Regions from separate parts of the Homo sapiens genome. Here all the other regions are linked to region 2. The links are chromatin contacts, found by Hi-C or POLR2A ChIA-PET in ENCODE. All regions are on one chromosome and are shown on one strand. Each heading gives the region's core, a stretch centred on a gene start or an enhancer-like site at or near the end of the contact. The rest is flanking DNA. Distances are from core to core; before and after follow the strand shown. Region 1 holds the start of MAPK7 (mitogen-activated protein kinase 7). Region 2 holds the start of SNHG29 (small nucleolar RNA host gene 29). Region 3 holds the start of EPN2-AS1 (EPN2 antisense RNA 1).

The links. A loop is a pair of places that touch in the nucleus more often than their neighbours do. ChIA-PET counts read pairs that join two places held with the same protein, here RNA polymerase II (POLR2A). Pooled maps may share reads with other maps.
Region 1: a pooled map shows a loop between it and region 2 (10-fold over the local background). The contact joins the promoter of MAPK7 here to the promoter of SNHG29 in region 2. A Hi-C loop is called at or near these places in 4 of 50 pooled maps. POLR2A ChIA-PET finds 5 or more read pairs at or near these places in 3 of 52 experiments (HEK293T, Panc1 and activated CD8-positive, alpha-beta memory T cell).
Region 3: a loop to region 2 is called in a map with no recorded cell type, with 9 times the contacts of the local background. The contact joins the promoter of EPN2-AS1 here to the promoter of SNHG29 in region 2. A Hi-C loop is called at or near these places in 1 of 37 single-sample maps with no recorded cell type. POLR2A ChIA-PET finds 5 or more read pairs at or near these places in 1 of 52 experiments (OCI-LY7).

Annotation. Positions count from the first base shown.
Region 1 is chr17:19,377,194-19,380,411 of GRCh38, reverse strand. MAPK7 (mitogen-activated protein kinase 7) reads right to left here and starts at 1,914. Exons shown (of 7, transcript NM_002749.4): 1 at 1,782-1,914; 2 at 1,280-1,516; 3 at 465-630. The coding sequence starts at 1,511. It also overlaps a transcript of B9D1 not described here. RefSeq lists silencers at 1,689-1,948, 2,019-2,078, 2,789-2,838 and an enhancer at 2,289-2,518.
Region 2 is chr17:16,437,399-16,440,477 of GRCh38, reverse strand. It overlaps SNHG29 (small nucleolar RNA host gene 29), which reads right to left and starts at 1,491. Exons shown (of 4, transcript NR_045025.1): 1 at 1,418-1,491; 2 at 225-293. SNORD49B (small nucleolar RNA, C/D box 49B) reads right to left here and starts at 969; the gene lies at 922-969. SNORD49A (small nucleolar RNA, C/D box 49A) reads right to left here and starts at 442; the gene lies at 372-442. RefSeq lists enhancers at 286-1,187, 1,493-1,822, 1,883-2,072, 1,188-2,087, 2,088-2,989.
Region 3 is chr17:19,304,466-19,307,819 of GRCh38, reverse strand. EPN2-AS1 (EPN2 antisense RNA 1) reads left to right here and starts at 1,559. Exons shown (of 3, transcript NR_048576.1): 1 at 1,559-1,881. All of the region lies in intron 4 of EPN2 (epsin 2), which reads right to left. RefSeq lists an enhancer at 1,467-1,596.

The DNA of each region.
Region 1 (3,218 bases), core at 665-3,164, 2.9 Mb before region 2:
CACTTTTGTCTCCAGACCTAGTTTCCCCATCAGATAAAAGATGGGGTTGGACTACACCAGGGCTGGCCAATAGGTTTCCTTTTGGGGCTATCTCCATTGTTTGGTAGTGGCAGCTTGAAGAACTATGATGAAAATTGACCAGGCTTGTCCACTGTCTGTAGGAAAGTGTTCTGTGATTGATTAGTGAAGTCTGCTATGGGAATAGGAGGGTGTGGTCATAGTAGGAATGTCCTACATTTGACATCCTATATACTAAGATTCTATAAAACTGTAAAATCATCTGTACACTTCTTGAGGAATAACAGTTGTCCCTGGCAAAACTCTAAAGAACTGGTCCTAGAACTGCGGGAATTTTCCCAGCCTGCTTCAGATTAGATTCAGCTGCCTTTCCAGAACTTCGGCAACATGGTTGCAGCCTTCAGAAAAGTCCCAAGTCTGGCTCCCTCTCCCATCCCGCTTCTTACACAGATTTGAATTCGCCATAGGGCACGGTGGGCCTCAGGATGTCCTTGATGGCGATGATGTTGTCGTGTTTAAAGTGCTTGAGGATCTTCAGCTCCCTGAGGGTCCGCTTGGCATTGGTCACCACATCGAAAGCATTAGGGATCTTCTTGATGGCCACCTGCTGGCCTGAGGAGCAGGGAAAAGGGACATACCAGAGGATACCTTGGAGAAACTGCAGAGTCGACTCAGCCCCTATCAACACCTCCCTTCTAGGATGCAAATGACAACAGCTACCAAGTATTGGGTACCTACTATGTGCCAAGCCCTGTGCTAAGCATGTTACCTACATTATTAAATGTTACCTTCACAACTCCCCTGCGGGGCAGGTCCCAATAGGTCAACGTTAAAGAGAAGGAAATATGGCTTAGTAACTTGTTGGAGGTTGCACGGATGCCCAGTGGTGTAGCTCAGCCTCTTATGCCTACACCCTCTCCATCTCAGACCTCACCCATCCCACCACCAGTTCCTTATGCCAGTGTCTGGCTCCAGAACACATTTCTCTCTTAGACACGAAGGACTGGCTCTCCATTCTGGTCTAACTGGGACTATCATTTTCCTAAGGAGGAAGTAGGCAGGCAGGATGGCAAAACCACCAGGCCGGAGTTTCAGAGAACCGAGCCTCCCCGGAGCCTGGCAGGCAGAAGGCCCTGGTCAGTGTGTGTTGACTGGAGCCAGAACTCGCACCCCGCTTTCCTTCCCGGCTGTCTGGGACAGGCCGGTTTCCCACTCCCTGCGACGCTGCCACATCTGGGAGGCGACGGCTCAGGAAGCTCACCGGTGAGGCGGCGGCGGGCGGAGGACACCACTCCATAGGCCCCGTTGCCTATGGTCTCGATGATCTCGTACTCGTCGCCCACGTCAAAGGTCACATCGAAGGAGCGGGCTTTAAGCAGGGCCAGGTTCTTGGCCGCTACAGAGGCAGCGGTGTGGGCGGGTTCGGCCTTCACGGGCCCGGGGGGCTCCGCAGAGCCGTCCTCGCCGTCTTCCTCCTTCAGAGGCTCGGCCATGGTGTCTGTGTGGAGACTCGGGTGAGGAGAGGACCACCTACCGTGGGCCTCAGTGTCCCCTCTGCGGGCTGGGGAGCAGGACCAGGGAACTTCCCAGTTTCCTAAACCGACAAGGGCAGAAGCGCGCGGCTGGTTCGTGGCAGACTAGCTACCCCAGGGGTCCGGGCCCAGAGCCGGGGGCCCGCCAGGGTCGGGGGAGGGGTAGGCGAGGCGCGGGCCAGGAAGAAAGGGAGGGGCGGGGCACCTGGGTTTCCTCAGGGCCGCACTCACCCCCGCGCCTCCTCAAGGCTTTCAGAGGTCCCGAGGCTCGCCGGCCTCCCGTCCCCAGCGCGGGGGTCTCCGAGGGTGGCTCACTTACTTGTTCAAAGGCCGCAGCCACCACCTCAGCGTCTTGAGCTGCCCTGTCCGTCCCCCTCCGCCCCGCCTCCCAAGGCCACGCTCCCTCCAGCTCCTGGCCAATCGCTGAGCTACTGCTGCGGAGGGTCCTGCCCCTTCTACCTACTGCGTCCAATCCTAGCCCACCGGCCGAGAAAGCCACGCCTGGCGCGCGCCGCTGTCCAGCTCGCCGGCGGGAGCCGCCCAAAGGGTGCCCGGCACTTCGCAGGGGTGTGCTCCCCGCCCTGCACCGCCTTCAAACGCATGCGCACTGGCAGTCGGGCGCCAAGTGAATGGAAGGCAACGCCCCTGCACGTAGCGCGCGCGTCCCCATGAAGCTCTCAACCTCATCCGGCCAATCACAGCTAGTCCCGTGAGCTCGGGGAACTGCCCGGCCTGAGATGCCCAGGTCTGGGACTGTTACCTTGGCTACTGGCTCCCGAAGTCCCCTTCCGCCCAGGGAATTGTGTCCGCCATTTGCTTGGTCCCAGGAGCTCTGGGAATGTGTCATCCCCGGTAGAGGGTGCCCGTCACGGCCAACCACAGAGATCCCGGTCCTCCGGGATTCTAGAGCGTCCGGCCGAACCCTCCACTGACTTCCGGTGGCTGAGCCTCTCCGCAGCTTCCGGCCAAGTTGGACTGCAGCTCGCGGTTTCCTGGCTTCTAGGTATCTTCCCTCCGCTCGTTTGTCTGTCCCGCGATTCCCGTGCTTTGGGCTGCAGCGGAGTTAACCGAGGCGGCCGCCCAACCTCTGCTCCTCTGCGGAGCCCGCGGGTGGGCGGAGCCCTCGCTGGAACCGAGCTGTCCCGACCCACCCCAAAATCCGATAGTTTATTCGTTCATTCATGTAGCAAATGTTTATGGAGCACCGCCCCTCTAAGGCTCAGTGCCGGGAGGCGAAGGTGGACATGGTGGATACTGTGAGCTGGAAGGAAAGGTTTTCTAAAGGGAGCTCGAGGTAGGGCCGAAAAGAAGTGAAGAATTTTGGTTTCACTCCTAGGCGGCTTCTAGAAAAAAGCAATATGTATGCATATTCGTACCTACCTCCCCTTTGGTGTACAAAAATGTAGCATATTATGCTCTTTTCCTGAAGATCATTCCATATCAATAACTGGAGGGGTCCCTCACTTTTAAACAACTTTTAATAACATACCATAAAACTCATCCTTTTATAGTGTACAATTCAGTGTTTTTTGGTATATTCACAGTTGAGCAGCCATCATCACTACCTAATTTTAGGTAGAGTGGTTTATGGAACATTTTCATCGCCCCTAAAAGAAACCTATGTGAACCAAGTATCTGAGACAAGTCTCAAGTCAATTTAGAAAGTTT
Region 2 (3,079 bases), core at 242-2,741:
GCAGACAGGTAATTTGCCCGAGACTAAACAGCCAAGAGGTAAATAGAGTAGCCCCTCTTTCTAGGTAATCCACCCTGGCTCCACTGCCACCGGAAACTAAAATCAGTATCTCTGGGATAGGCTACACTGTTACAAGGTATTAGGTTAACCAAATCCAATTGCCAATATTCGACCTGACAGCTAGGCGTGGTCAGCCACTAGCCTCCCCATAGAGCAAGGCTTACCTCATGGCAGGCTCCTGGCTCCAATACTCAGCTGCCAAACATGATGCTGATTCTTCACGAATTTGCAACCTAGGTGAATATAGCAATTAGGTCACCGTTCAAACAAGTTTACTCCTGGGAACCAGCAAGTGGTGAAGACTTGACTGCAATCAGACAGGAGTAGTCTTCGTCAGTTATCGCTTCTGACGGCACTTCCTATTAGTGATTTCATCAGAGCAGTCAAGCACCTCACAACCCTCCAGTACTGTTCCAACCGCAGATCTAGACCCTACCTGAAACTTAAGCTAACCCTGCTACTGGAGACATTTCTTAACGAAGGAGTTTGTTTCTGCATTATCAGTTTGCTTTAAATGCAGTTCTAGGTTAGGACTGTGGCTGAAGCAGCCATCTCCAGTTTCTATTTAAGTTCCACCCTATGCAATGACATGATAACGTTACCCTAAAGTGTATAAAACACCTAAACGTAGAAAACTGTCAAAACGCCAATTTCCGTGCATTCAAGTGACAAAACTACGTTCCATGTTAAACCCTACACCAGAGAGCCTCTCACCTCGTGGCTACCCCGTCTTCAGCACTCTGCAGTGGGTACGCAATCTTAAAGAGGGAGTAAGGACAGGAATTCAGGGCAGGGCTCTGGCAGTTACGGTCAACTAAGTTGTAGAGGTTTCAGCGACTGCGGTCAGATAGACATTAGACGTCGTCAGTTATCGCTTCTGACGGCACTTCCTATTACAAGTATCATCAGGACAGTCGAATAAGTCTTCCAGTAATACTGTTACAATCTTACCGACGTACACCGCCCTCGGGGTACCCCAAACTGCAAGCCGACCCCAACTTACCCAGTTCTCTCGGGTTTGCACACCCCCACTGTGGGCCGGGGAACCGGGTCCCGGCCTTCGCAGACTCCAGGCTCTGGCAGATGTGGCCCTACCACAAAAGAGTGATCCATGAGCCTCAGCCACGGCAGCCGGATTCGGCCCCGCGCTGCCCTGCCAGGCTGTCCAATACCGGGCCGCAGCGCCCGCCGCGAAAGCCACGCGGGCGCAGGAGCCGGGGAGCCACGCCATCTCAACAGCTGCCCTCCGCCCTCTAGACAGGCTTCCCGGGAACATCTCCCCAGAGACCACAGAAGCTCGAGCTCTTTATTTGCTCTTGCCCCCCAGCTACTACTCCCAGATTCCTAGAGAGCCTACCTCCATAACAACGGGAATGAAAAGGTCACACCTTATGTGCGCCAGGCCCTTAAGGAGTCGGAATATCCCAATCCTCACAAAAGGAGGGGGACGCTGGCAAAGACTCATGGGAACTTTCCGCCAAGTAACGATTTAGACCGGCGCGCTACCCAGGACTCCCCCTCCTGTTGAGTCTATGGTCTCTTCCACAGCCCCGGGAATTCTGGGTCACAACACGCGCGGGGAGTTCCAGGGCGCCTGCGCGAGGGCTGGATCGCGCGTTTGGGCCCCACCTCCGCCACTCCTTAGCTGGGTGGTCTTGGGCCAATTACTCATTCTCTTTAAGCTTCCGATTGGTCCTCTAGTAAACGGAGACACCAGCGCCCCAGAAGATCACGTGAGATGACACACGTGAAAGCCTGTAGAGCTGTGGCACAAGGCAGCCATTCATCCTAGTAGCTCCTCCTGAATCTATTGAGCGTTGCCAAATACTCTCCCCACAGCTATTTCACCACATCCACGGGGCTTCTCAAACCCCTGCGCACTGGTCACCCTCATTACTCCTTTAGCACGACCTTTAGGGAACGAGCTGACGTCTTATCTAGATCCACGTCCATCCTCTGCTCGCCTCTGGGGTAAAGCTCTGCCCACCTCCTTTCCTCTCCTCATTCCTTGGGGCCTCCTCCACCTATGCCCCTGCCTCACCTTCCATGGAAAACTCTCTCTACTGTGGCTTTCCTTTCAGCCTATGAACATGCTCAGCTCTCTCCTTGAAAAAGAATCCATGCAACCACGTTTTGCACACACACGTTATACCAAGGGAAAGAAATTCATTTTGACTGCAAAAAACTGGGAAGACAATCATAAGACCTTTTGAGCTGGCCTCAGAAATAAGTGTAGGGTTTTTGTTGTTGTTGTTGTTGTTGCTCGTTTTTGTGTTTTTTTGAGACGGAATTTCGCTCCTGTTGCCCAGGCTGGACTGCAATGGCGCGATCTCCGCTCACCGCAACCTCTGCCTCCCGGGTTCAAGCGATTCTTCTGCCTCAGCCTCCCGAGTAGCTGGGATTACAGGCATGCGCCACCACGCCCGGCTAATTTTGTATTTTTAGTAGAGACGGGGTTTCTCCATGTTGGTCAGGCTGGTTTCGAACTCCTGAACTCAGGTGATCCGCCCGCCTGGGCCTCCCAGAGTGCTGGGATTACAGGCGCCCGGCAAGTGTAGGGTTTTATTTTATTATTATACTTTAAGTTCTAGGGTACATGTGCACAACGTGCAGGTTTGTTACATATGTATACATGTGCCATGTTGGTATGCTGCACCCATTAACTCATCATTTACATTAGGTATATCTCCTAATGCTATCCCTCCCCCCACCCCCAAGTGTAGGGTTTTAATGGAGGAGGGGGGCTTCCAGCAAGAGCCAGGTCAAGGGATCAAGCACGAGGTCTCTCGGCCTGCATGAATTTGGGGAGAGTGCTAAGGAGGGAGGGGCAACAGAGGTGGAGGGGAGGAGGTGTCTGGAACTGCTTGGGCAAAACCGTGGGGGTCTCGGGATGTCAGCTAGGGCATTCTGTGGGTACTGGGGAGCCTCTCAGGCCTTCAGAGCACAAAGAGGACATGTTTGTCTTATGTCTTAGGAAGGCCCTCTGGCTGCCCTGCAGAGAATGGCTTGGGAGGGGTGG
Region 3 (3,354 bases), core at 310-2,809, 2.9 Mb before region 2:
TCCACAGAAGAACCAGGGGAGGTAGAAAGAGGCTGCTTCTGGGCAGAGGGCTGAGGTGGGGCCGGGCAGGAGACTGGGAACTTCTCTACCATGTGAGGTTGCCAAGCAGAGGCATCACCCTGTCATGAAATTCTTAAAAACACACAAAACATATAGCAATAAATTTACTTTGGAACGGGCCGGGCACAGTGGCTCACGCCTGTAATCCCAGCACTTCGGGATGCCGAGGCAGGCAGATCACGAGGTCAGGAGATCGAGACCATTCTAGCTACGAGGTCAGGAGATTGAGACCATCCTAGCTAACATGATGAAACCTCATCTCTACTAAAAATACAAAATAAATTAGCCGGGCATGGTGGTGGGCACCCATAATCCCAGCTACTCAGGAGGCTGAGGTAGGAAAATGGCATGAACCCAAGAGGCAGAGCTTGCAGTGAGCTGAGATCGCGCCACTGCACTCCAGCCTGGGTGACAGAGCGAGACTCCATCTCCAAAAAAAAAAGAAAGTTGCAGCTATAAAAACATAAATGTATTTTTCTAAATAAAATCAAGTCAAATCCCATCCTAGTGTTATCACTCAATTATATTTCCCAAAGTATCTCTTCAGAAATAAAGCTAGAGGGTAAAGAAAAGTCCTCAATCCACCTTAACAACTTGATTTCTTAATAATACACCAAAACAAAAAGTATATTTTTTTGTTCGTTTTGTTCCTAAACTTCACCTATGCCAATCAGAACTCTCAAGTTTGGGCTTTCCTATGTTCAAAAAGATGTCACCATCCACATGGAAGAGAATAAAGGAAGCCAGACAGTTCCTGGGGACTCTTCTCAAGTGAACAGGGCACTCACACCCAAATCATTAACCACTCCAGCCACCTGTTCCCAGCCTCTTTCCTGATAAGGAATCTCTGAGGCTTGGTTCACAAAACCCTTGCTATAAAGCAAATATTGCACTTACGACATCCTTCATTTACTACCAAATGGAAACCACAAATGAATCAAGTAGAAGGCTCATATCCCACCCCACCCCAAAAAAAGTGCTCTGGAAAACAAGCCCCATCCTGGCAGGGAAGCTGGTACTGAGTTGCACAGCTACAGTGCCTGATACAGCCAGGTTGGAGGGGGAGAGTGGGCACGGGGCTCTGAACTGGACCTGCTGGAGAAGTGAGGCCTCCTTTGTCCTCTGAGCTTTCTAGCACATCTGCAAGGCCAGAATAGCTTCAAATGCAAATGTACATGTTTACGTCTACCATAACTGACACTGTTAGAATAACGCACAGCTGGCACATACTGGCTCACCACATCATAGCTCGTCACATCAATGTAGAAATTAAAGACAATGGGTATTCCCCTGAATGTTGTGGTTTTCATAAACGGATGTACAGCTTTCAGTTCTGCAGATGGCAGAATTCTTGGCCACCAACCATTGAACATCAGCTGAGCTACACACAACGGGACTGAGCTTCGAGGGAGGATTCCAGCAGAGATATTCTTGCCTTGGTGACAGCAACTCAGCTCCACAAAGGGCCTCTTGTGCCCATGCACATGACAGTGAACACAGACGTCGTTGTGAGACAGGCCTGAATGGGCCCTTCTGACCACCTGAGCCTGGCCTTGGCTCTGCTCTGAGGATCTGAAGGTTCAGAGCTCACAGGGACCAAGGGAAAAAGCAAGTGCTGGGGGATGTGCCACTCTCTCATTGTTGCAGGTTGCTTTCCCAGACACTCACTGGAAGGAAGAACGGGAATTGTTAGTTTAAGCTCATCACTAAAGTCGCATCAAATGCACGGACCTTCTCCCAGGAAGGCGGCCTTTTGCATTATGAACCCCACTGGAAGAGCTCCAAGTCTTCACTTGCTGTGGTCAAGAACTGTAACCACAGGTAGGCCTTATTTCTATCCTTTCCAGTCTGTCACACCAGCTGAGAAAAAGCCTAAGGGGGAGAGGCTGAGTAGGAAGGCTAGAAAAGCCCAACATTTCCCTCAAAATACAATCTAAAAAGAAGACCAAGAAAACTCTCCCAACTCAGGCAGACAAGGGTCTCTCCCACTCGAGTCCACCCTGTCTGCTCCAGGGACTGCCCGGCAGAGCCTGGGTGCCTGTACTCTGTGCTGGGGGAGAGACACCCTTTCCCAAATGCGCTCCTAAAACAAAGGGTGAAAGATTTTTTAATAAAGATGCTTCAGTGGGCCACTTTCAGGTAACTGTGAAAGAAGGCAATCGAGTTGGTAGAAAAACAGGAAATTGATTCTTATCAGCTACATTTTGCAATTTTCCTAGAAAGTATGGAAGCAGCATCTGCCAGTCACATAGTGCTGATTAAAAAGCCTCCTCTAATCTGCATGGATAGGTCAAACAGAAAGAAAGTGGCAAGTACAAAAAACACAAATGTAGGCTAGGCATGGTGGCTCATGCTTGTAATGATGTCACAGCACTTTGGGAGACCGAAGGGGGTGGATCACTTGAGGCCAGGAGTTCGAGATCAGCCTGGCCAACGAGGGCAAAACCCTGTCTCTACTAAACATACAAAATTTAGCTGGGTGTGGTGGCACGTGCCTGTAGTCCCAGCTACCCAGGAGGCTGAGGCATGAAAATCACTTGAACTAAGCAGGTGGAGGTTGCAGCGAGCCAAGATCATACCACTGCACTCCAGCCTGGGCAACAGAGCAAGACTGTCTCAAAAAAAAAAAAAAAAAAAAAAAACCAAAGTATATTTTTACATTTTACAGCACATGGGACAGGATTCTACCATCAAATGGCTCTGTGCAGTGGGCAGCATGACTGCACTGGTACGTGAGCGTCACAGACCCTGTGGAGAAGGCAGGGTGAGGTCCTGGTTTTCCTATGTCCCTGGGCCTGGTGTGGCAATGCTGGGTACACAGGCATGTCTGACAACTCAGAAAAAATGAAAGGTTGCCAGGCCTTGGGGGCGTGAGAAGACCCCATGTGGGCCCAAGCACTGCTACCACCTCTCACACCCTGTGCATGTCAGCCAAGGGAAGACCAGATAGTGGAAAGAGCACTGGACGGACAAATCTTGTCCCCACCGCTGACAAGCAGTGGGAGTCCATGTGATAGCCTGACCTCTTTGAGCTTCTGCTCCCACATCAGTGAAATGAAGACAGTGGGGCCTGTGGGAGGAGGTAAACAACTGACCTACCAAGGGGTCAGGAGTGCTGGGATGCAGTTGGCTCTTCCCTGTGGATTCCAGCCCTGTCCTGAGCTGGTGCTCTTTCCTCCATCCATGGGGACCAGACCACCTGAGGGCTAAGCTCCTTCAGACACCCCACCCTCCACGTCACACACAGAAAGCGTGGCCCTTCCCAGGCCTCCGAGGAACAGGCCTGGGGTTGCT